Linked DNA regions of Mus musculus: region 1 is linked to region 2. A link is a loop called in an ENCODE intact Hi-C map of the cell type or tissue named here. Cell type or tissue: heart. All regions are shown on one strand. Each heading gives the region's core, and the rest is flanking DNA. Links, peaks and the distances in the headings are about the cores only.

Region 1 (11,072 bases), core at 1-5,000, 300 kb after region 2:
CTGCACCTCACCTGTGCCGGCAGCGCCCTCAGCTCAGACTGTGACTCTGCCCTGAGTTCTCAACATAAACCATAGCTGTGCGGGGCTCATTCACCTCAAGCGCAGACTTGGCTCTAGCGACAGACTTGGTAACCTTCTCTTACCAACAGTTAAGGAGTATACTTGACTCTCAAATATTAAAGATATGTAAAATGTAAATATATAAGCTACATTAAAATAATCATAAAACTGTAGGAAATGGTCTACTATGTGCCAGTGGCTTTTGCTGTCTTTGACTCTTAACCTTTTAGGTCCTGTCTGATATTTTTCTATATCATAGGAATTAAGCCTTCTTATTACCAAAAGCAATTTTATGCAGGAGATGCCGCGGGGTTAGGGGGGTTAGGAGCACTGGGGCCCACATGGCGCTCACAGCCACCTGTAACTCACTCCAGAGGGTCTTACACACTGTGGCCTCACACAGACACACATACATACACATAATACATAAATAAATCTTTATTCAACAAGATTTTCAAAAACTGTACAAAGAATAATACAAATGAAAGTAAAAGTATGTATTTCTAAAAGCTGGCATGACTTCCAGAACTTAAAACACTTGATCAAATTCAATAATAATTAAATGTGCATGTGTAACACTAACCCCTTAGTAAGTGGAATGATCACCATGAGAAAGTACTCTGCAAAACTCAGACATTCCTGGACGGTAATAATATTTTTGTTATCAACAATCAATAGTTCTAAAATAACTTGACCCAAAATTTGAAAGTTAGAAAGTTATATAAAAGAAATACTTATTTCTAGCTGTTTTTAAAAATAATTTCTGGGGCTGGAGAGATGGCTCAGATATTAAGAGCACTGACTGCTCTTCTGAAAGTCCTGAGTTCAATTCCCAGTAACCACATGGTGACTCACAACCATCTGTAATGAGAGCTGGTGCCCTCTTCTGGCCTACAGGCATACGTACAGGCAGATCATAAATCTTTTAAAATTTTTTATACCTAGAGAAAATAACATATAGATAAGCATATTCTAATTTATAATCCAGGGCTTAAAGCAACTGAGTTTAATCTCTGGTACTGGGGAAACAAAGAGGAATTTATTGAAACCCCTCCAAACCAGAAAATATGAGCTAGCCTTAAATCTTCACCTAGAATTAGAACAGATACAAAGTTGCCCATAGGCAGTGGCTGCTAACGTTTGCCATCTATGCTAGTCACTGGGAAGCTTAGCTTAGCCTCTGGGCTGCCGTTGGTGCCTGGGGAAGGCAGCCAGGCCTCTTACTCTCAGCAGCCACATGTCAGACAGAGACAGACTCTCAGCCAAGGCTTGGGGAAGCCCACTAGACTCTGTCCATTGGTATTTATTGTGTGTGCATTTATGTAGGGATGGGGGTCAGAGGACACAGCATGCAGCGGCCAGTTCTCTCCTTCAGTGGTGTAGGTCATTTTAAAGCCAAGCTCCAGCTTAGATTCTGTCTTCACAGGGCTGAAAGAGCACTGAGCACTTGGAGGGGGTGTGACACCCTCTCCTCGCCCCTCAGGCACTCCTCACACATGGATTATACTCATGCATAAATGCAGGTAATATACATAAAAATAACTAACTCTTCAGGCTAGAGAGCTGGCTTAGCAGTTAAAAGCAGAGCCTAGGCTTGGTTCCCAGCACCCACATGGCAGCTCCTGACTGCTCTTCTGAAAGTCCCGAGTTCAATTCCCAGTAACCACATGGTGGATTACAACCATCTGTAATGAGAGTCGTCCGTAACTCTCGTCCCAAAGGATAGGACACCTTTGCTCTCCTGGCATCTTGCATACACATTAGGTGCACAGACAGACATGCAGGCACACACCCATGCATAAAGTAACTAGTGAATTACACTAGACTTAAAAAGTGATAATTATTTCTTTAAAAAGATTCCAGAGACACACAAAGTACTCATAGGCTTATAGAGAGTACCAAAATTACTAGGGGATTTTTCAACTTTAATGGGTTAAAGCTGTTTATAAGAGAATCAAGACTGCCCCTGAGGCACATGTCTGTCTGTCTGAAGAAATCATTAAGCAGGAGTTTGCAAGTACCACATCTTTAGTGAGAATGATGTAGTTTGTAGGGTGCTGTGGCAAAAATACCTGATTTTCAGAAGACGGTGTTTGCTTGTTTTGTCTTGTGTCCGGTTCTCTGTAGATCATGATGCTGGAGATGGAGTTCTGAATCCAGAAGAGACGACTGTGCTTTCTGAAGAACTAAAATGGGCATCTAGAACTGAAAATACAAAGTTGAATGGAAGCGAAAGAGAAGTAGACAATTCTTCAAGCAGCTTAAAAACCCAACCACTGACCCAGCAGATTCCAGAAGATGGCCCAGACTCACTTCCAGCCCGTAGCTCGATAGCGCCCTCCAGTGGCCAACTGCAGAGCATTGCCGATAAAACAGAGGCCCGTCCCTTTACACACTCTCAGAGTCCAGTACCACACCAGTTCCAGCCTGTGAGAAGTATAGGACCGCTTCAGGGGGTCAAGCCTGTCAAACTGTGTCGCAGAGAATTACGTCAGATTTCTGCCATGGAGCTGTCATTGCGGCGATGCAGTCTTGGAGCTGGGGGCCGGTCAATGACTGCTGATTCCCTTGAAGACCCCGAAGAAAACTAGTGATTTCAAAGCCCAGGCACTGAACAATAAAACTTCTAATTTAGTAAATGTGTGGAAAGATGCCTTTTCTGACTTACAGAATTAAACCTCGGGGTAGCGAGCTCTTTCCTGGGACACAGGAAAGGGGGTTGGCACCACTCCTATGTATGACAGTGTATGTGGGGGCTTTGTTATTTCATAAATGCATTTTTGAGTGCTTGTACATTGAACGATTTCTACTTGTGTGTATAAGTTCCTTTCCTGACATATTTGCTTTATTTTTATGTACATTTAAAGAACAAAATTAAGACTAAAACACCCTTCGGATGTATATTATTCTATAATATAAAGACATATTATAGAAGTACATTATAACCCATAGTATTTGAATGTTAAAATGCAAGTGTGTTGCTATTTTTAAGCTCCAGATAAGCCCTGATTGTGCCAGAGTTACCTACCTAATGAAAATGTTTGCCAGAATTAAGCCTGTGAGCTGAGGTGCATTGCAATTGTTAGAACTTAGCGAGGCAGCCTTAACTCTAACATGGTAGCTTTCATTTTTATAATTATTTTTTATAGAATGCAAATTTTCACCTTTATCCTGTCCTACGCATTCTACATTACCTCTCAGACAATGCTAGAACTGAGAGAAATGTCTGCAGCTTCCTGGACAGGGGAACTGATCACAGAGCAACACACGTCATTAATCATCCCAAGGAAAGAAGCTGTGTGTGCGTGAGCGGTGTGGCCATGTGGGGTGTGTGGGTGCCGCATCCTCTGATTACACACACACACACACACACACACACACACACACACACACACACACACACACATATATATACATACATATACACACATACACACATATACACACACATATATACACATACACTCACATATAGTCATACACACACACACACACACACACATGTCTGATGATTTCCAGCCTTGTAGGCTCAAGGGCATCGGGGTATAAATATGTACATGAAATCTTGCTAACATATCTCTAAGTTTTTCTGGATCAACTAAATGAGCAATCAGTTCTTTCCTACCATATTTATCTATGACAGGCAACATCTCATTATAATGTCCTGAAGTATTGTTTTGTTTCTTTTCCATACCTTCATATTACACCAAAGCTGGTTCTTAGACTAATCAGAGCCAGCAGCAAAACCACCATATGGAAGCCTGCACAGCTCCCACTGAAGTCTCAACACCTACTTCCTCACTGAATCCATTGTTTAAAGTGTGCCTGTGTCTATACATATACACACATACACATATTGTGTGTGTGTGTGTGTGTGTGTGTGTGTGATGACAAAATGTAAGTGCCTTCAACACAACCTAACAGTTATAGACTAGGTGAGTGTGGTGCCACATGTCTTTAATCACAGAAGTCTGGAGGCAGAGGCAGAGGCAGGTGGGTCTCTGTTCTCCTGGTCTACACAGCAAGGACAACCAGGACTATAGAGAGAGACCCTGTCGCAAAAAACAAAACTATCATATATTAGCAAATATCTTTTTATTAATGAAGGTCCTAATATAAATTTAAGATTAAATAGCATGCTTTGTCTTAATAAGCAGTTTATAAAAACTTTTCACTAACAAAGCAATAGTTACATAAGACTACAGTGATTTCATCAGATGATACAAATGTAAACTGGCTACCAAGTAACAAGGGCTATTTGTTTTCTATTAAACATTTCATTTGGATCTTGCACATGCTTTGATAAATTTCATTCCCATACTCAAAAATATATAAATAATGTCCCAAACAATGTAATCTAGGTGTAAACAATTCATTCTAGTTAGGTCGGCTTGCCTGTCCTCGAAGTATAAGGAACCTCCTCCCCACTCTAAGGACAGTTAAGTTTTGTCACTTGGGTTTCCCATGGGATGCTGCTGGTGTGTGCATGTATGTGCTTGCTCATGCATATTATGCATGTGTGTATATTTATGTATGTGTGCATGTGTGTGTGTGCCTATGGAAGTCAGAGAGTAGAACTAGGTGCCGTCCCTTACTACTTCGCACATGATTTTTTAGAAAGGGTTTCCCACTGAACCTAGTCACTATTTAGACTAGGCTGGCCAGCTAGCAAGTCCAAGCTGCCCCTGTCTCCTTGCCCCGGCCCCAGGCTGAGGTTAGAGGCAAACACCACCACCCCTGGCTTTCTGTGGGTGCCAAGATCCTCAGGCTTAAGCAGCAAGAGCTTTACCCCCTGAGCCATCTCCCCAGCCTGACTTTCTCTCTCTAGATGAAATGGGTTGGTTTGTTTATTTTGTTTCTCTGTGTAGCCCTGGCTGTCCTGGAACTCACTCTGTGGACCAGGCTGGCCTTGAACTCAGAAATCTGCCTGCCTCTGCCTCCTAAGTGCTGGGATTAAAGGCGTGTGCCACCACTTCATGGCTTATATAAAATGGGTTTTCTGTTGTTCGCTATGCTTTCCACATGCAACAGAGTATTTGATGGGAAAATGCTCTACCCCAGTAAAGTGTTCTTTCTTCCCCTGACTCTGGAGTGTTACTTGGGAGCCATGGGTAATGGTGACTCTTATCAGGTGCTTTTGCACCCTGAGCCCTGGTGCTGGGGTCAGCTCAGGGCTGTGGGCACTCCGCAGCTCCTACATGCTCTGCCTCTGAGCTGTGGGACACTCCGCAGCTCCTACATGCTCTGCCTCTGAGCTGTAGGCAGCCCCTACATGCTCTGCCTCTGAGCTGTGGGACACTCCACAGCCCCTACATGTTCTGCCTCTGAGCTGTGGGACACTCCACAGCCCCTACATGCTCTGCCTCTGAGCTGTGGGACACTCCATTGCTCCTACATGCTCTACCTCTGAGCTGTGGGACACTCCATTGCTCCTACACGCTCTACCTCTGAGCTGTGGGGACCTGCACTTTATGCTCCTTGAGTTTGATTTCTCCTCTGGTGTCATGTTTTGAGTGCGTCAATCTTTCGTATCCCTATGAACTCCGAGTGCAGAGTCATCAAAAATAATTATGATTGTAATGACATGGACTTTATTTTTGTTCACTACCGCCTTGTTTATACTAACCTACAACAATAAACTTACGCTTATTTAAGAACAGGTGCCTTTCATGACTGATTACAATGGAATCAAGTCAGTATTGAGAGCAGTTCTGTGCTCCACACGGGCTCTCACACACTAGATGTGAGCAATAGGCAGAGTATCACAGCCTGACACTGAAGGGGAGGGAGGGCCGCTCGTGTCCACAATTCGCTCAGCATCTTTGGAGTTTTAAAAATATTACATATATTTTACATTTAAAACTATGACGATCTGTAGACTATCTCCATTTTCATAACACCTTCAACACTTACAATATGTGAGAGAGACTGAGGCCTGCTGCAGTAACTGTCTCCAGCACACAGAGCATGCTCTGGTTGGAGCCTAGGCTATCGGGTGGTGGTTTACCAGGGGTGATGATGGGTACCCTCCACCCTGACAGCTTTATCACTGCAGCTGCTGCTGCTGCTGCTGCTGCTGCCTGCCTGCCTGACTTCCCACGGACTGTTAGTTCTCTAGAGAGATGCACACCTTACCTGCACAGGGTCGCTGCTCATTTCTGTCTCTCAAGATGAGCTGCCCACAGGCACCCAACACTGGAAATGGTGTTTGATGGCTTTGGTGTCCTTTGACTTGAACCCAGCAGGGGAGGAATCAGAACAAGGGAAGTAATATAAAGGAACCTCAGAAAACTCTGATGACAGTTACAGCATCTGTTTTAAATGTTTCCGGGAGTTTTCATTTACACCTCCCACCCTACCCCAAGGCAGGCAAGCTGTATTTGTCTCTTAATATATTTTTAATATTTTTTATAGGAAGGTCTGTGTGACAGGACCCCGAGACCTCAGTGTGACTCACAACATACCGAAATACCGATCAAGCTGTAAGAACGCAGCATGTAACAGTGCCACGCACCAAAAAACAAAAACAAAGGCCTAACCCATCAAAGCCCATAGTTCTTGGAAGGTCTCTAAATGTCCTAACCAGGCTTTTTGATTCCTGTCGTTCTGCTTCTAGCTGACTCTTCCTGTTAACTGAAGTATGTCAACCTAGGACTTGGGTTTCGTGTTCAAAGGCTCACTCTGAGAAAGACTCAGACATGCCCTGGGATTCCAAACGCCAGTGCAGTCACTAGCCAGCTTACTCAAGACTTTCTCTTGGCTTAAACCCATGTCTGAGCAGTCTCTGGTACAGAATTGTCATTAGGCACAGAATTGCCTTTATTTGGAGTGGTAGGAATGCGATCTTTGAACCCAAAGACATTAAATTAGACTTAGGTGTTCCATTCCACTGGCTAATTCTAACAGAGACCTCTACTGGATTATGGATCCATTGCTTTGAGAGACATCGTTTTATAGTCTTCATTTCACTGTGTCAGATCCTTTATGCTCAAGGAGTCAAGCCACTCAGGAAAGGAAAAAGTTTAAAGCCCTTTTTCCTTTTTTCTTTTTTTTTTTTTTTTTTTGGTTTTCCGAGACAGGGTTTCTCTGTATAGCCCTGGCTGTCCTGGAACTTACTCTGTAGACCAGGCTGTCCTCAAACTCAGAGATCCGCCTGCCTCTGCCTCCCAAGTGCTGGGATTAAAGGCGTGTGCCACCACACCTGGCCAAAGCCTTTTTTTTAATGCTTGTCATTTAAGTAGAACAAATGAAAATTACTTTAAAATCATTCACGTCTTATAGTTTCAAGCTTATTATAGTAGATATAAAATAAAGTATGATTTTTCAAATCCAGATAGGTAAATATTGTTCATTTGATTTTATTTAAGCTGTCTACTTTTTTAAAGTGTTGGGGAATCAAACCCAAGGCCTTGTGTGTCACCTGACCCCATGTCCCCAATTCCCAGGAGCAAATTAGAGACACATGGCGCTTTGCCCTTCTTTCTCCACTGGGACCCAGGTGACAGCTGAGAAGATGCGTAACTAGGGGCAGGAATGGAGGGATAGCACAGAAAGGTTTACTTCAAAGTATTTCATAAGCCAGCCCCCCTCCCCCACTTTTAAAACATATTTGGAGAGGATTTATTTTATTTCTCTGACAAAAGGACTAAACCTTAACATCAACATCCAGGCATGTCTTTTAGACTCCTATGGAAGACACCCACAGAAATGCCTCCTACAGAAGACTCACTGGACTAGCTCTTTGAAAATACACAGCCCTTTAATCCCCACACTCAGAAAGCAGAAGGAGGCCAATCTCAGAATTTGAGGCCAGCCTGGTCTACAGAGCCAGTTAGAGGTCAATCAGAGAAACCCTGTCTTGAAAAAGTACAAAAGAAAAAAGAAGAGAACACTGCCCAGTTTTTATACTGGTTTCTTTAACTGTGGTTACCACTCACTCAGGATTATATAAAAGCCCCCCAAGACAGAAGTGAGCGGAACTGGAAGCCCACAGCACTAGAAACAGCAATGTCAAAGGGTTAGGTGACTGTAAACAAATTGATGATTCATTTCTACTAAACCATACAATCTCAATTATTTTGCTTACTTTCCCCCCTCATTAAAATATCCACGTGGAGAAAAGATTTTCATTTGTGATTACAAACCAGTAGCCCTTTGGCTGCCTTGAGAGGCGGAGCTTGTCCTGACTGAGGACTTAGCAGAATGGTTACTTTTTAGCATGCCTGTGCTCTCTGGTCAGGAAGAATGGGAAATGAGGTCACTGTCATGCCCGGGCCACTCCCCTGAGGTGAGTTCCATCATCTCAAGGCTGGCAGCATCTGAACTAGTTCTAGGCCTTGGCCTAAGAGCGTGTCCTCTCACTGGGCATGTTCTGGGTATCAGCAGTTAGAACTACTCCAGTTTTTCCAAACTACCAGTAAGCCATTTTTCAAAATTAAAAAAAAAAAAACCTATTTTATCATTTTTTTTTATTCTTTAAAAAAATGGAATATTTCAAATGCAACATTTTAATCACTTTCATGAGAAGGAAATGGCCATTTTAAATTATATATGGTAGTCTGTTGCTTCCTAGAGAAACAGACAAACACACATTCAAAAGTAGAGCACTGGTGTTTAGAATGAGATTCAGGTTCCCAAAGTTGCCTATTTAAGTGGAATAACTCCAGCATACATGTGATAAAGTATTTTCTAAATGAATTGCTCTCCAGTTCATATATCTTAACAAGAGAGATTGCCATATTCCCTGCATTTTCATGGGACTTCTGTCAGGAAAGTATTTAAAATATGCTAAGTCCTCCTCAACAAACATAAGTCATACTTTGTTACTCTCCTTGATTTATGAGTGAAAAGCCACATTTTTCCTGGGATTTGAACCAGTATTGTGGGCCACTTGTTATTTCTTCCTTTAGCAATGGTGACTTCAGAAGGACTGAACCACAGCTGGAGTAGGGACATTTCCTGAGGCTCGTTTCACAGACAGGTAATCAGGCTGCCAGCACGTGGCCTTCATTTGGCGTGCCCTGATCTACACTCAGATACAGAAGAAATCAGAGCAAATTTGATGTTACCATGGTAGCTGTCCGCTGTGGGTTTTCAGAGGGAGCTCCTTCCCATTAGTTTATGTGTATCTGTGATGTTAATACTCCACGTCTCTATCAGAGTACCCATGACCTGAGCAGGCAGACCTTCAGGAGGCGACCTGGGGGTAGTAGAATCTACAGTCTGAAGAGTTCTGTGGGATTGTGAACCAATAAGGAACCAATAAGGAAGCAGGAAGACTTCCATATACTTCCGGAGGGAGGGAGGGCTGTGAGAAGAGCTCCATGTCAGAGTGATTGCCTAAGTTTAATCCCTAGTACCTTCAAGTAAAAAATGTAGTGTCTTCTGTAAGCAGCAAGTTAGATAGTAAAGAGCTGACCGATTTTGGCTGGCCAAGTTATGCCAAACCTAGACGCCTCAGGACCAGAGACAGTGACCTGCTTAAGTTTTGGGTTTTATTGTTAGTTTGAAAGACACCGTGTCTCTGTGTAGCCCTGGCTGTCCTGGAACTCACTATGTAGACCAGGCTGACCTTGAACTCCCAGAGACTGACCTGCCTCTGCCTCCTGAGTGTTGGGATTAAAGGTGTGGTCCCCCACGCCCAGCCTCTGCTTAAATTCTTTTTGTTTCATTTTAAGTTTCTTTTAAGCATGTTACCTAATGCCCTCTTCCCCCCAGTATACACACCCAAGTGGACACTTGGGCGAACTGTCACAAAATACAGAATACAGAACACTCAGGTTGAGAGACCACCTCAGCAGCTCACCTAACTCTGGAGCTTATCAAACTGTTACCTCCCCTACTGGAGTGTTCTAAAAGGGGGCAGCTGTCTTTGTTGAGGTTTCTGCTTTTCCTTTTAAGTGGATTAAGTTTTAAGAGAAACATTCAGTACATAACAAAAAGGAGCAGCCGGTAGAGGTTTCACATACCTACCCAACTGCACACATGCAGATCTCTCTAAAGTGTCAAACCTACTGCTGCCAAGCTCTCATTATGTAGCCCAGGCTAGCCTGGAATTTGCAGTCATCAGCCTGACTGCTGAGGTTACAGACGTGAGCCACCATGCTCACTCATAGAGCTCTTTATTACCCAACGTTCAGAGTTATATGAGCATTCACTATTAGTGTTGTATACTCTAAGAGTCTACACAACTGTTAATCAGTGTCGTGGATAACAGGCTCAGTACTCTAAATAAAAATCCTGTGCTCTGCCTAGTCTACCCTCATTCTGTGCTAACTCCCATCAGTCACCTGTTTTACAACTGTTTCCATAGTAGTGGTTCATCTCCTGCCCCTGAATGTCATGCAGCTAAAATTACCATGTAATATGTAGTATATATCCTCACAAGACTGTCTTTTTTCCATTATATAAAGATCACGCAAACATCACCTACAGTGCTTCACATATCAGAAGTCAACTGCATCACCCTGATGACCACAGAGTCCCCCAACTCCCCTGTATAATAGATTAGCTCTCCACAGTAAACTGATTCCTTCAGTTATACCTCACGCCCCACAGTGGGGCAGCTACAGTTCTGCTTTCTGCACTCCACAGTCCCTTCCACCTCCGCTTCACTGGCTAACAGATGAAACTGGTAGCCTTCCTGTGACCCACCAGAGTTGGAAAGTTTCATTCGCAAGGCTCAAACACATCATTGCCACCATATGCTGGAGATGCTACCTGCCAGCATCAGGATGGACCAGTTGGTCTTTAGTCCTGGCATGGTCTTCTTCCTGGAGGTCCCACCATCCAGGCAAAGGAGCTTCATTTCCTTCTCTTTAGCTTCTATTTACCTGACCCTCATGTTTTTATATTTCTTAATTTGTGTCCTTATTTGCATGGAGTACTTCTCTGTGATAATTTCCTGGATAAAGCAGAAGGAAGTCAGAATATTTAAGATTTTGGCTGGAAAAATGGCTCAGCTGTTAAGAGGACTTGCTTGAACTTGTTAGTTTATGCCAGTCTGACACGAG
Region 2 (12,475 bases), core at 4,852-9,851:
ATAGGAAACATTGAAACTCAGGCGTGTAGGGAGTAAATCTAAGACAAGGAAGCAGAGCAAAGAAAAGGTTGGCTTCTTCGGTGAGGAAAGGTGCCTACCTGTGAATTCTTGGCCCCAGGATAAGAAGAATTAATAACAGCGCAAATATTGAAAATATTGAAGGTGCACAGGAGGAAGACTGTAAGCCCATTTCCTGCTATACCAAAACAACTGAGATTGGGTTAAAATAATAAAGTAACAGGGAGCGGGCTAAAGGGGAAAGAAATTCCTCACAGTTCTGGAGGTGGGAAATTCGTCCTGGGCTTCTGTGACGGGGTAGGGGAGAGAGCAAGAGAGCGCCCCTCAGAGTTATGATTGTGCTTGTTGGGGTTGTGTCCACTTGACATCAACGAGAGTCACCTGGGAAGAGACACTCTTTGCTGAGGAGTCAGGCTGCCCTGCAGGCAAGCCTGTGGGGCATTTCCCTTCACTAATGACTGAAGTCAGAGGGCCCAGTGCACTGTAGTGAGCACTGTCCCTGGGCAGGTGGACTAAGTAGGCTGAGCAAGCCACAACAAGCAAGCATTGATCTTCTGTGGTCTCTGCATCAGTTCTTGCAGTGAGATTCAGCTTCCGCCTCCCTCCATGATGGACTGCGATCAGGACATATAAGCCAAGTTCCTTTCCTCCCCAAGTTGCTTTCAGTGTTTTATCACAGTGACAGGGAGCAAATGATAATAATTACCAAGCCACTGTCTCAGTAAAGAACCCACTCTGGCAATAAATAAGGACATAATCCATTTATTACTGGAGCCCTGATTATCTCCCAAAGGTCCCAGCTCTCAACTCTTTTCATTGAGGAGTAAGTTTCCAGCACACGAACTCTGAGGCACACATTCAGACTACAACAAACCTGGGGCACATGTTCAGACCACGGAAAAGAGGTTCAGCAGTTACACGTGGAGAATCACACTGTGGCTTGCCTATCGGGGAAAAAGGCCTGGCCACACACTTGCTCTCAGAATCAGGGGCTTGGTGCTTATAGTCTTCTCTGGTCCTCTCCTTTCAGAATGCATCTTAGAAGTTCTCATGGGAATATCTTCCTTTACATCAAACAAGGCAGGCTAAATCATACTGGAAACTAGAATCAGGCAGAAATGATCATGTACGGTCCAACACAAATTATGGACGCAAAAGTCAACCAACCTTAAAAGAATGGGCACGCCAGGCAAGGCAATGCCTACTGTTGTCTCAGCACTTGAGAGAAGGAGGCAGGGGACTGTTGTCATGAGCACACTATGTAAGAAACAGACTAATGTTTTTGTCTCTTTCTGTAACATCAGACTTTATAGAATAACAATGAATCTACAAGGTAAGGTGTTCAGGCAACACTTTGCCACACAATGCCACTTTTCTTGGCAACCCTGCTGTGCTGGCTAGTCTATGTCAACTTGACACAAACAAGAGTCATTCAAGAGGAGGAAGCCTCAGTTGAGAAACTGCCTCCATAAGACTGAGCCGTAGGCCATTTTCTTAGTTAGTGATTGATGGGTCTAAGCCAAGCCTATTGTGAGTGGAGTCACACCTGGGCTGGTGGTTCTGGGTTCCATAAGAAAGCAGGTTGAGCAAACCATGAGGGCAAACTATCGAGCAGCACCCCTCCGTGGCCTCTGTGTCAGCCGCTGACCTCAGGTTCCTGCCCTGCTTGAATTCTTCTCCTGATGTGGAAGTGTGAACCAAATAACCCTTAACTCCCTAGGTTGTTTTCGGTCATGGTGTTTCAGCACAGCAATAGTAACTCTTACTACAACACCTGCTAAGGTGAATCTTGGTTCTTTTATTTATTAATTTTTAAAAATTTTTCAAGACAAGGTCTCACCATATAGCCCTGACTGACCTGAAACTCATTATATAGATCTGAATGGCCTAAGAAGGCACCTGTTTCTGCCTCCTAAGAACTGGGATTAAAAATGTGTGCCACCAGGGCTAGCTATGTTTTAAATTTTTATCCCTATGTATTATGTGTGTTTGTGTAAGCCTATGCCACATGAGTGCAGGTGCCCACAGAGGCCAGAAGAGGACATCAGGCCCCATAGAGCTTGAGTTACTTACTGGTGGTTGTGAGCCACTGTGTGATTGCTTGGAATGGGAGTTGGGGCATCTTCAAGAGCAACAGCACTCTGAACCGCTGACCCTCTCTGCCATGATTCATACCTAAGATTTGGTGTTGTTTGGTTTTGGTTTTTGGTTGGTTGCTTGGTTTGTTTTTTGTGGTTTTGGTTGGTTGGTTGGTTGGTTGGTTGGTTGGTTGATTTATGAAGCTCTGACTGTCCTGGAACTCACTATATAGACTAAGCTGGCCTCTACCTGTTTTTGCTTCCTGAATCCTGGCATTAAAGGCATGTGTCACCATGCCCAGCAATTAAGTTGTATTAATGTGTGAAGTTTCCATTATAAATTTTCCTGTTTATAAATGTACATGTGAACCAAAAAGCTCACTTGTTTGCTTTTTTTTAAAAACTGATTTATTGTAAAATTATGGTTCTATGTTCTCAACATATTAACTTGGAAAAAATGTAGTCCTTACCTTATCTCAGTATGTTCTAACAACATGCCAGATTTAAAATATAAGATGGTTATTTATAAACCAATATCATATTCCTCTCTGAAAATATTTCTTTTAAGTTTTTAAAATCTATTTTTATTTCGAGTGCATGAGTGTTTTTTGCCTGCATGTATGTGTACCAGTTGCATGTAGTAGCTGAGGAATCTAGAAAAAGGCTGGAACCCATGTTACAGACATCCATGAGCCATCATGTGGGTCCTGGGGCCTGGCTTAAGTCTTCTGCATGAGCGCTTAACTGCTCTTAACTGCTGAGCCATTTCTAGCACTTATTTTAATTCTTGAAGCAGAAGCAGCAGGCTAACATGAACATATGAACCTGTAGATAAAATCCTCAAGGCTTGCTGTATGCGTCCTTAAGTTTTAAAACGACTCATTTATACACTAATTAAATGAAAGAGAATTAAATATATCCTTAACACCCAGTAAAAGTTGCAAATCATTTGCTAATGGGCATTATTCAATGCATTATATGGCAATAGCGACAGCAAGTTTTAAGGTAATAGGAAAGAGGGCTTCCTGTATCCATCAACAAGCAGAGGTATGACATTTGTGTGTGCTTTAGACATAACTGAACGCAATACATTCTCCTTGTGTGTCTCCTCTTTGTCCAAAGTGGTATCTCATGCATAATTCTATATTGCTTAGGATATTAATACAGCACTCATGCATGAGTTTCTGTGCGAAGATTTATTTGGGTTTGAAATTATAGTCTGAGTGTCACAGACAGCAGCAGCAAAGCCATCGGTACAGATCTTTTATTTCTGAAAGTTAAAAACTCTTGTTGTGCCAGACGTGGTGGCACACGCCTTTAATCCCAGCACTCAGGAGGCAGAGGCAGGGGGATTTCTGAGTTCGAGGCCAACCTGGTCTACAGAGTGAGTTCCAGAACAGCCAGGGCTACACAGAGAAAACCTGTCTCAAAACAAACAAACAAACAAAAAACCTCTTGTTGCTCCCTAACCAATGTGACCAATATACATTTGCCAATTTAAAAATAACAATAGTGATCAGCTAGTTATGTTTTGCTTTTCCTTGTTGAAGTGGAATGCCTCTTAATTTATACCTACCCTATTCTACTGTCTGAATCTTGGTTATTGTCTTTTATAATTGTCCTATATTAAAAGGAAGGGAGGGAGGGAGGGAGGGAGACAGAGGGGGGGAGAAAGGGAAAGAAAGAAAGAAAGAAAGAAAGAAAGAAAGAAAGAAAGAAAGAGAGAAAGAAAGAAAGAAAGAAACTAAGAAAGAAAAAGAGAGAGGAAGGAAGGAAGGAAGGAGGAAAGAAAGAAGGAAAGAGGGAAAGAAAGACAATTTAGTGGTCTACGCAGTGAGTGGATGGGGGATTCTGCATCCGTACGACTTTAGCCTCCAGCCTCATCCAGACAACATCTAAGAAGCAGTCAGAGGAGAGGGCTTTGGCTATTTCTTCCCAGAAAGAACAAGGCAAGACACTTAATACCAGGATAATCAGCGAGGACAGATTTCCCTCTGTAATTAGCTTCAGTTTCTCCAGAGATGAGTGGGCCTTCTGAGGAAGAATGAGGTAACAGGGAGAGGTTCCGGCCCAGTCAGAGGTGTGGACATTGCAAAAAGCAGGAAAGGGTAGGAGTATTTGCTAACCCGCAGTTACTTAAGCCAGGCTCCTCCTCTGGCCAAGGGGACTTGGCTGCCTTCCCCCAAGGCTCTGGGCGGAGAAGCTTTCTCTCCACCTCTAGGGGGCAGTGAAAGGGTTTACTAGAGTTAAGTTAGCTCTAACTGCTCTGAAGAGTTCAGGAGTCAGCCTCTTCTGCGCTCTCAGCTCTTAGAAGTCACGTTAGTGGTGGTTGAGTCTCTTCCTGTGGGAGAATGTGCGGAGAGACTACCGTTCCTCATAGGTCGAGAGAAAGGTCAAAGGCTTACAGGGTCTGGCCTTTGTCGTTAACCGCTTCCACTTGCTGGAAACCTCACTACCGCCCATACGTGTGCATGCCTGCAACCATCACGACTAACCTTGCCCTACTCGGTCAGTCTGGAGTTCCTTTTGGGTTCACAAGCGTGACTGATTTCTCCGTAGTCACCAGAAAAGCAACAGCACGCCTCAGTTCAACAAGTGGGTTGTTTGGGGTCTTTTTTTTTTTTTTTCCCTAGAGTCCCAAGATATCTTTTACACTAATTCCTGTCACTATGATAGAATACACTGACAAAAGTGTTTGGGCCTGTTGGTGGCATACGCCTTTAATCCCAACAGGGAGGTGGAGGCTGAGTTCAAGGCCAGTCTGCTCTACACGTTCAGTTCTAGAGCAGTCAGAGCTACATAGAGACTCCTGTCTCAAACAAAACAAAACAAAACAAAACAAAACAAAACAAACAAAAAACCAAAAAACGGGGGCTGGAGAGATGGCTCAGTGGTTAAGAACAGTGCCTGCTTTTCCAGAGGTCCTGAGTTCAATTCCCAGTAATCACAAGGTGGCTCATAGACATCTGTAATGGGATCTGATGCCTTCTTCTGGTGTGTCTGAAAACAACTAAAGTATATTCACACATATAAAATAATTTTTTTATTTTTTATTTTAGGGTTTTTTTGTTTGTTTGGTTGGTTTTTTTTGTTTGTTTGTTTGTTTTTGTTTGTTTGTTTGTTTGGTTGGTTGGTTTTTCGAGACAGGGTTTCTCAGTGTAGCCCTGGCTGTCCTGGAGCTCACTTTGTAGACCAGGCTGGCCTCGAACTCAGAAATCTGCCTGCCTCTGCCTCCCAAGTGCTGAGATTAAAGGCGTGCACCACCACTGCCTGGCATAAAATAAAATCTTAAACAAACAAACAAACAAACAAAAATTCAGCAGTTTAGGAAAGAAAGGACTTAACCCTGGAACTCCCAGTGGGAGAGACATCAAGGCAGCAAGGGCTCGAAGCACGTGGTCACGTGATCACATGGCACCCATAATCAGGAACTTGAATGCTGGTCAGAGTCTCGCTTCTTCCTCTCCTGCTGTTCAGGGAGCCTTGTTGCTCTCTCTCTTACTGTGGGTCTTCCCACCTCAGCTAACCTGACCAACATCACCTTCACCTGTGTGCCTGGAAGCTCGTCTCCTAGGCAGTGCCAGCTGCCAAGCTGCTATCACAAGAGGGCTTGGTTAGGTTTCTTTGTTTTCTTGCAGTTACCACATTCTGCAGCACTTGTTTGTATTCGTTTCCCGTGGCAGTGGCGTTTGGAATAGCTCAGACGGGTGGAAGGGAGAGACAAACACAGACAAGCAAACCAGCCCTCAAAAGGGAAGAGGACATTTATTCTGGAGCCAAGTACGAGTGGCCACAGCCTAGGAACAGAGATTTAGGTTACCCCAAACAGTTTCGTGAAGTTTTTAGAGTAGCAAAGCAGACAATGGTAAACCAGCACACGTTTCAAATACGTCGTCGGAGTGTTCCAGCAAGGTGATTAGTGAGGCAGTTGGATTAGCTTTTTTCAGGACCACAGTTAGTATATGACATTCTCATCTTACGTTGGGAATTGAACCCAGTTCTCTGCAAGAACAGCCAGTGTTCTTAAGCACTGAGCCATCTCTTTGGCTCCCAGATCCTATTCTTCTGACCAAAGATAGGAGCTTCCCTGAGATCTCCATCTTTATACATTTTGTACATGAAAGCTGGAACCCAAAGCTTTCATGGTGAGGGCGCAGTCTACTAAGGCCAGGCTAGCTGCCTAGTGGAGCTGGGGAGGCAGGGTCACCTCAGCTGCTGTCCCAACAGCTCGGGTGGAGTGGAACCCCAAAGTGGACGCTGCACAGCAACACGCTGGTGTAGGAAGCCATGACGTTCATGTTAATATAACTAGGACTTATGACTTATGGGAAAAAGCAACCCTGTTAGAGAAACCTTGAAATAGACAGCTAAGCAGACAGTCCACACCTGCTTCTTGTTTAAGAATCTAAACGATAACAATGTTACTCAGCACAGGGCTGGAGCCTCGGCTCCTGGACACCTAGGTCTCTTCCACTAGTCTTCCGTACTATAGTATGGACAGCTCCAGAGGCAAACCCAAGACTTCCCAATGTGCAACTAAGGTGAAGGGGCTCCTATGCTCACGAATTTGTCCACTTAAAATTGTTCCTTAAGGGGCTAAAAAGATGGCTCAGAGGTTAAGAGAGCTGGGTGCTCCCGCAGAGGAACCATTGGGTTCTGAGCACCTCCAGTTCCGTGGATCTGGTGCCCTCTTCTGGCCTCCATGGAAACTACGGATGTGTGTGTGTGTGAAGCACTCACACCTAAAATAAAATAATAAACAAATAAATAGATTTTTGAGATAGGATTTAGCTATGTAGCCCTGGCTGTCCTGGAACTTACTTTGTAGACTAGGCTGGCCTTGAACTCACAGAGATCCACCTGTCTCTGCCTCCCGGCTGGGATTAAACATGTAAGGCAACACACCTGGAAAACTTCTTAAATAACTATTTCTTAATTTATAGATTCATTAAGCAGGGGATGGGAAGGGAAGACTTCAGCATAAGCTATTTTTGTTTTGTTTGTTTTTTGCTTTTTTGGTTTTTTGTTTTTCGAGACAGGGTTTCTCTGCAGCCCCGGCTGTCCTGGAACTCACTCTGTAGACCAGGCTGGTCTCGAACTCAGGAATCCGTCTGCCTCTGCCTCCTGAGTGCTGAGATTAAAGGCTAGCATGAGCTTGAGAAAAGCACAGCTCACTACACTCCCAGGGACCAAGAAGAAAGGATTCCCACAATGTATTAACTTTCCCCGACCTCAGTGTTTTATTTTTAACTGCTAATAGTGTATATACACTCTATCAGAAATATGTTTTAACATCTTTTAAAGTTTTATTCATTTTATGCATATGAGTGGTTTAGGCCCCTGCTTCATTGCTTAGAAACATACACGTGGTTCCCACGACTCCCCCACTGAGCCGGCGTACTTCGAGGTTTTGCCCTGAGGACAGGCATTCTTATAGGTGTTAGGTACAGAGGCGTCAGTAATCTGCTTAATAAATAGAACGAAATGTTGGCTAATGGGTGGTTATTAGCTTCTTTTACAGACCCACAGTTCCAATTTACAGAGAAAGAGAAAAGCTGGCTGTTTACCACCCACCCACCTACACCCACAATAACTCCTTTTTCTGTTTCAAATCCTCGATGATTTTCTTCCTGGAAATACAACGACCAAGCTGTAAACCACTGGACAGAGCAATCGAGAACACAAGGGAAACACACCCAGGGTTCCTCTGTGCGCGTGCAGAACAGGGAGCACTCCACCCCCAAATACAACAGCACTCTCCATGTTCATTGACTTAAAACCCCCATTCTCAATTCCTTCAGCAAAGATCTCAGGTGCTGCCAGCAGGGGGCATCAGAAGGCTGCAGCCTACAAAAGAGAGAAAATGAAGCTGGCTCCACCAGTGAGAAAACCCCAGGGTTCTGCAGAGAGCCAGAAAGAGCACACTGCTGTGTGAATAGACGCCTGAAGTTCAGGGTGGTACGACCTGCCGAGGCGCGCGTGTGTAATTAGAGACCCTGGTTTATTCACTCATGTAATCCAGCATCCCAGGCCCTGTTGTTTTCAATTTAGCGTTAAGGAAAGTGTAAGAACTCATGAACACAGGAGAGAAGTAGAGTTCCCAGGGCTACACGTCTCTGCCCTCTTTCCGTTCTCTGTATAAACATACATTTCCTCCCACTACCAGGAATTCTGGGGAGACCCATCAGAGGTGCCACATGTTACAGGGAGATTGCGGTGCCCTCTTGTGGTTTTAATCTCCTTGCAAGAATTTCAAGATGGGAGTGGCAATGCTCAATCCAGGACTCAGGACTCAGGAGACAGAGGCTGTCAGATATCTGTTAGTTCAAGGCCAGCCGGGACCACATAGTGAGTCCAGGCTTCAAAATAACAGAGGAGGAGGAGGAGGCAGGGGCAGGAAAAGGGAGGAGGAAGACAGAAAAGGAGAGAAAGAAAGGAAAGAGGGAGGGAGGGAGGAAGAGACAGAGAGAGAGAGACAGAGAGAGAGAGAGAGAGAAGGAGGGAGGGAGGAAGGGAGGGAGGGAGGGAGACTTAAGAACAGACCCATAAGGATGATTTTATTAGAGTTTAAGATTAAAACTCCATGAGAGCCAACTGTAAATCTCGGTCTACTGGAAGAGAGAGACGCAGCCATGACAACTTCGCAGGAGCAGCATGTGGGCAAGCAGCCACTCTGCCAGAAGGGAACTTCTGAGAAAGCGGGAAGTGTTAGGGAAATCATGGGCAGAAGCACAAAAAAGAGGGAAAGAAAAAGCAAGGTTTTGCTTCTCAAATTTATTCAGATTTAGGAAGCTGCGGCGTGATGCTGGGGCTCTGTATGCGCCCGCGCTAGGGCCAGGAATTCTGGGGTTGACGAGTATGCTATCTCATTAAAGGGATAATTATTTCTTCTATCGATTGAGCATGGTTTAAAGGTCGATCTGCCTTCCTGAGGGGTGACTGACCTGCCCAGCTGAAACATTAGGACCCCAACCTGGTAAAGGCCGTGCATCAGGGCCTAAGGTGGGAAGCTGCAGTCCTTCCTCAACGTGCAGCACATTGGTCGGTCCCATCAGAGCAAAACAAAGCAAGGTTCATCCTTTTTCCTTGGGCCCATCCTTTTTCCCTGGCACTTCCTTGAACCGGGTGCCTCATCTAAACACGGAGTCTGGCTTCTGCCACTCTTCAGGACTCCCCCCGGAAAGGGAAGGACCCTTGTGTTGGGCTCTGACACGGTGTTTTTCACTCTGCTTTTTCCTAGGATGAAGACCTTGAACGGCAGAACACTCCAGGAAACAGCACAGTCAGGAACAGAGTTGTACAAAGCGGGGAACAAGGACACGCCAAACAGGTAGGGCAGGTGTGGAGGATGATCAAGGACCTGTTACCATGGAGAAAACTGCACTGCCTGTGAGTGTGGTTAGTGTGTCTAGGGCAGAGCCAGAAAGAAAACACGCGCACCCTAACAATGAGACTTCACTTTTGCAGACCAGCCACAGACTTCCCCAAAAAGGGAAGCCATCTCAAGGCAAAAGGCCTAGGCAAGCATGGACCCTCAGCTTTGTAGCCCCAGTTACTAAGAGGCAGAGACAGGAGTCAGGTCTAGCCTGGTGTGAGACTTCCTGTCAAATACAAAAAGCACCGGTATGCTAAGGGAGGGAGGCAAGAGAGGCAAGAGAGGTGCCTCTCCCTTGGTTCCATCGAACCTAAATCCTTAGCTTGCACAGGTCTTGGGGGCTTTTGATGGTGGTGGTGGAGAGTTTTGTTTTTTTTTTAATTGTTTGTTTGGAAGGAACAGGGTCTCATGTGACCCAAGTTCACATCATATTCAATATGCGGCAGAGGATGGCCTCGAACTCCTGATGCCCTGGCTTCAGCATCCCAAGTGGTGGGATTACAGACGTGGACCACCATGTCTGGCAAGGAGCTCCATGCTGCTTCATTTGTATCCTAGATTTAGGCGGAATTCCTTCCACTGCTGGAAAAAACAAAGCAAGTAATTGCTCATGTGGATCATCCTCTTGAAAAGCAGTCCTAAAGAGTACCTAAAACTAGGAAAATTATTGCAGCAAAAACCGGAAGATGAAAGTTGGGGTGAAGTAGGAGAAATTTGCTATACCTTGGAGCATGGCCCGTGTTTATGCAGACACAGTCTCGTGCTATCCATGTTGGATTACACTGTTCATCTTGCTTTACTGTTTATCTCATTTGATATATTGTGCAGTGTTTGTGCAACGGGTGTCCTCTGGCAACCAAACTAGTCCACATGAAAACCGTGCCTACGGTGGCTTTTATTCATAATCAGAAAACTCTGGAAGCATCTGAGATACCCACCCGTAAAACTGAAAAAAAAAAACCACAATCAGACCAGATAGGGCAATATTTTTCAGAGCTAGAAAGAAGCAAACAACAAGGTCATAAACAGGACTCAAGGAACCACACGTGCATATTATGGAGTGAAAGAATCCAGTTTATGATGGGGGCAACCCTGTACCATGCCAGTAGCATCATCCTGAGGAGAAAAAGGCAAAACCTTAGAGAGATGAAGAGATAGTGGTTTCCAGGGCTCAGAGAGGAAGTTGGGGTGAGCATCGGGACTCTCAGGGCGCTGTAAGCACTCTGAACAACACTATGGAGGTGAAGATCCAAACATAGATTTGAGCACACTAGAAAACGACCTTTGGGCCGGGCGTGGTGGCGCATGCCTTTAGTCCCAGCACTTGGGAGGCAGAGGCAGGCGGATTTCTGAGTTCGAGGCCAGCCTGGACTACAAAGTGAATTCCAGGACAGCCAGGGCTACACAGAGAAACCCTGTCTCGAAAAACCAAAAAAAAAAAAAAAAAAAAAAAAAAAAAAAAAAGAAAGAAAGAAAGAAAATGACCTTTCTATTAGGGTTCTCTATGGGGATAGAACTTATAAAATGAATATATGGGGGTGGAGCGGTATTAGACTGGGTTACAGGCTCTGGGCCAGCTAGTCCAATGATGCTGTCTACCAAGGGAAAGTCTAAGAATCCAGCAGTTGTTCAATCCCGGAAGCTGGATGTCTCAGCTGGTCTCCAGTGTACACTGGAACCCTGAGGAAGTAGGCTCAAGGCCAGTGAAGGGATGGGTTTGCTAGAGAGAGCCAGAGCAAGCAGGCAAAGAGCAAGCTTCCTTCTTCCTTGCCCTTTAAGTTGGCTGCCAGCAGAAGGTGTGGCCCAGACTTAAGGTGGATCTTCCCACTTCCAAAGATTCAGATTAAAACTGGGTCTTCCCACTTCAAATAGTTTAATTAAGAAGAAGAAAAAAAAATCCCTCATGGTAGACAGAGCCACTTGGGTTTCTAGATGTAATAAGCTGATGGTCAAGAGCACACGTCACAACCATGGAGGGAAATGATGGGACCTGTGTGGTCATCAATGTAGTAGGTTCATCTGAGGTAACAAGTGGAGGATGTGGGCAGCAAAGGATGGACCGTGTGAGGATGTATGGGAAGCCTCCATGTTTACAGCTTGTTTTTGCTACAGTTGCTCTCAATTGTTTGACAAAAGAACAAAGCAAAACTTCCTATTTCACAGCTGTAACACGAGTGTGCAGGCCAATCAGCAGTGGCTTTGGCAGCGATGGGGTTTGGGCGATGCTGAACGAGGACACTCAGCGGGAATGCACACAGAGGCCTGTGCAGGGGGCTGAGCAGGCAGCGGTGGTGAGCAGGTGGTGGCGCGGAATGGAAATGTACAGAGTCCCGTACTGACTGGGAGATGATAACAGAGTTGAGGGTGATTTGGGTGTCTGTACTGGCTATTTTTGTGTCAACTTGACACAGCTGGAGTTATCATAGAGAAAGGAGCTTCAGTTGAGGAAATGCCTCCATGAGATACAACTGTAAGGCATTTTCTCAATTAGTGATCAAGGGGGAAAGGCCCCTTGTGGGTGAGACCATCTCTGGGCTGGTAGTCTTGGGTTCTATAAGAAAGCAGGCTGAGCAAGCCAGGTGAGGCAAGCCAGTAAAGAACATCCCTCCATGGCCTCTGCATTGGCTCCTGCTTCCTGACCTGCTTGAGTTCCAGTCCTGACTTCCTTGGTGATGAACAGCAGTATGGAAGTGTAAGCCGAATAAACCCTTTCCTCCCCAACTTGCTTCTTGGTCATGATGTTTGTGCAGGAATAGAAACCCTGACTAAGACAAATTGGTACCAGAAGTGGGGTATTCCTGTGACGACCTGACCATGTTTTGGGGAGGACTGTGAAAGGACTTTGGAACTTTGGGCTTGAAGATCCATCCGTTGTTAAGAGCTCTGTCAGATGTTGTGTAGGAGCTTGGAAGATAATGTTGAGAACAGTGCAGAAGATGGAGGCCTGGCTTGTGAAGTTTCAGAGGGAAAATTAAAGACTCTTTTCAGGGACATTGCTATTTTG

Evidence for each region. A loop is a pair of places that touch in the nucleus more often than their neighbours do. Peaks named below come from ENCODE experiments on the same cell type or tissue, not always from the same donor. Only the 100,000 strongest peaks of a DNase experiment are listed, where the experiment ranks them.
Region 1: it touches region 2 in a loop (6-fold over the local background); 14 of 42 quality-filtered maps call a loop at or near these places.

What each region holds. Positions count from the first base shown.
Region 1 is chr13:58,279,372-58,290,443 of GRCm38, reverse strand. It overlaps Kif27 (kinesin family member 27), which reads left to right. Exons shown (of 17, transcript NM_175214.4): 17 at 2,188-5,717. The coding sequence ends at 2,651. It overlaps Gm26555 (a long non-coding RNA gene), which reads right to left. Exons shown (of 8, transcript XR_873524.3): 1 at 6,196-11,072; 2 at 2,133-2,265. Among named protein-coding and RNA genes, the nearest start is that of Gm26555, 10 kb to the right of the region's middle. In heart, for the core only: CTCF peaks have their summits at 936 (motif pointing left) and 2,395 (motif pointing left); a DNase peak (open chromatin) is centred at 2,423; H3K27me3 peaks cover 259 bases.
Region 2 is chr13:58,585,133-58,597,607 of GRCm38, reverse strand. Slc28a3 (solute carrier family 28 (sodium-coupled nucleoside transporter), member 3) reads left to right here. Exons shown (of 18, transcript NM_022317.3): 2 at 9,337-9,426. Among named protein-coding and RNA genes, the nearest start is that of Slc28a3, 20 kb to the left of the region's middle. In heart, for the core only: CTCF peaks have their summits at 6,792 (motif pointing left) and 7,914 (motif pointing right); no DNase peak of the experiment used is centred there; H3K4me3 peaks cover 622 bases; H3K27ac peaks cover 560 bases; H3K27me3 peaks cover 514 bases.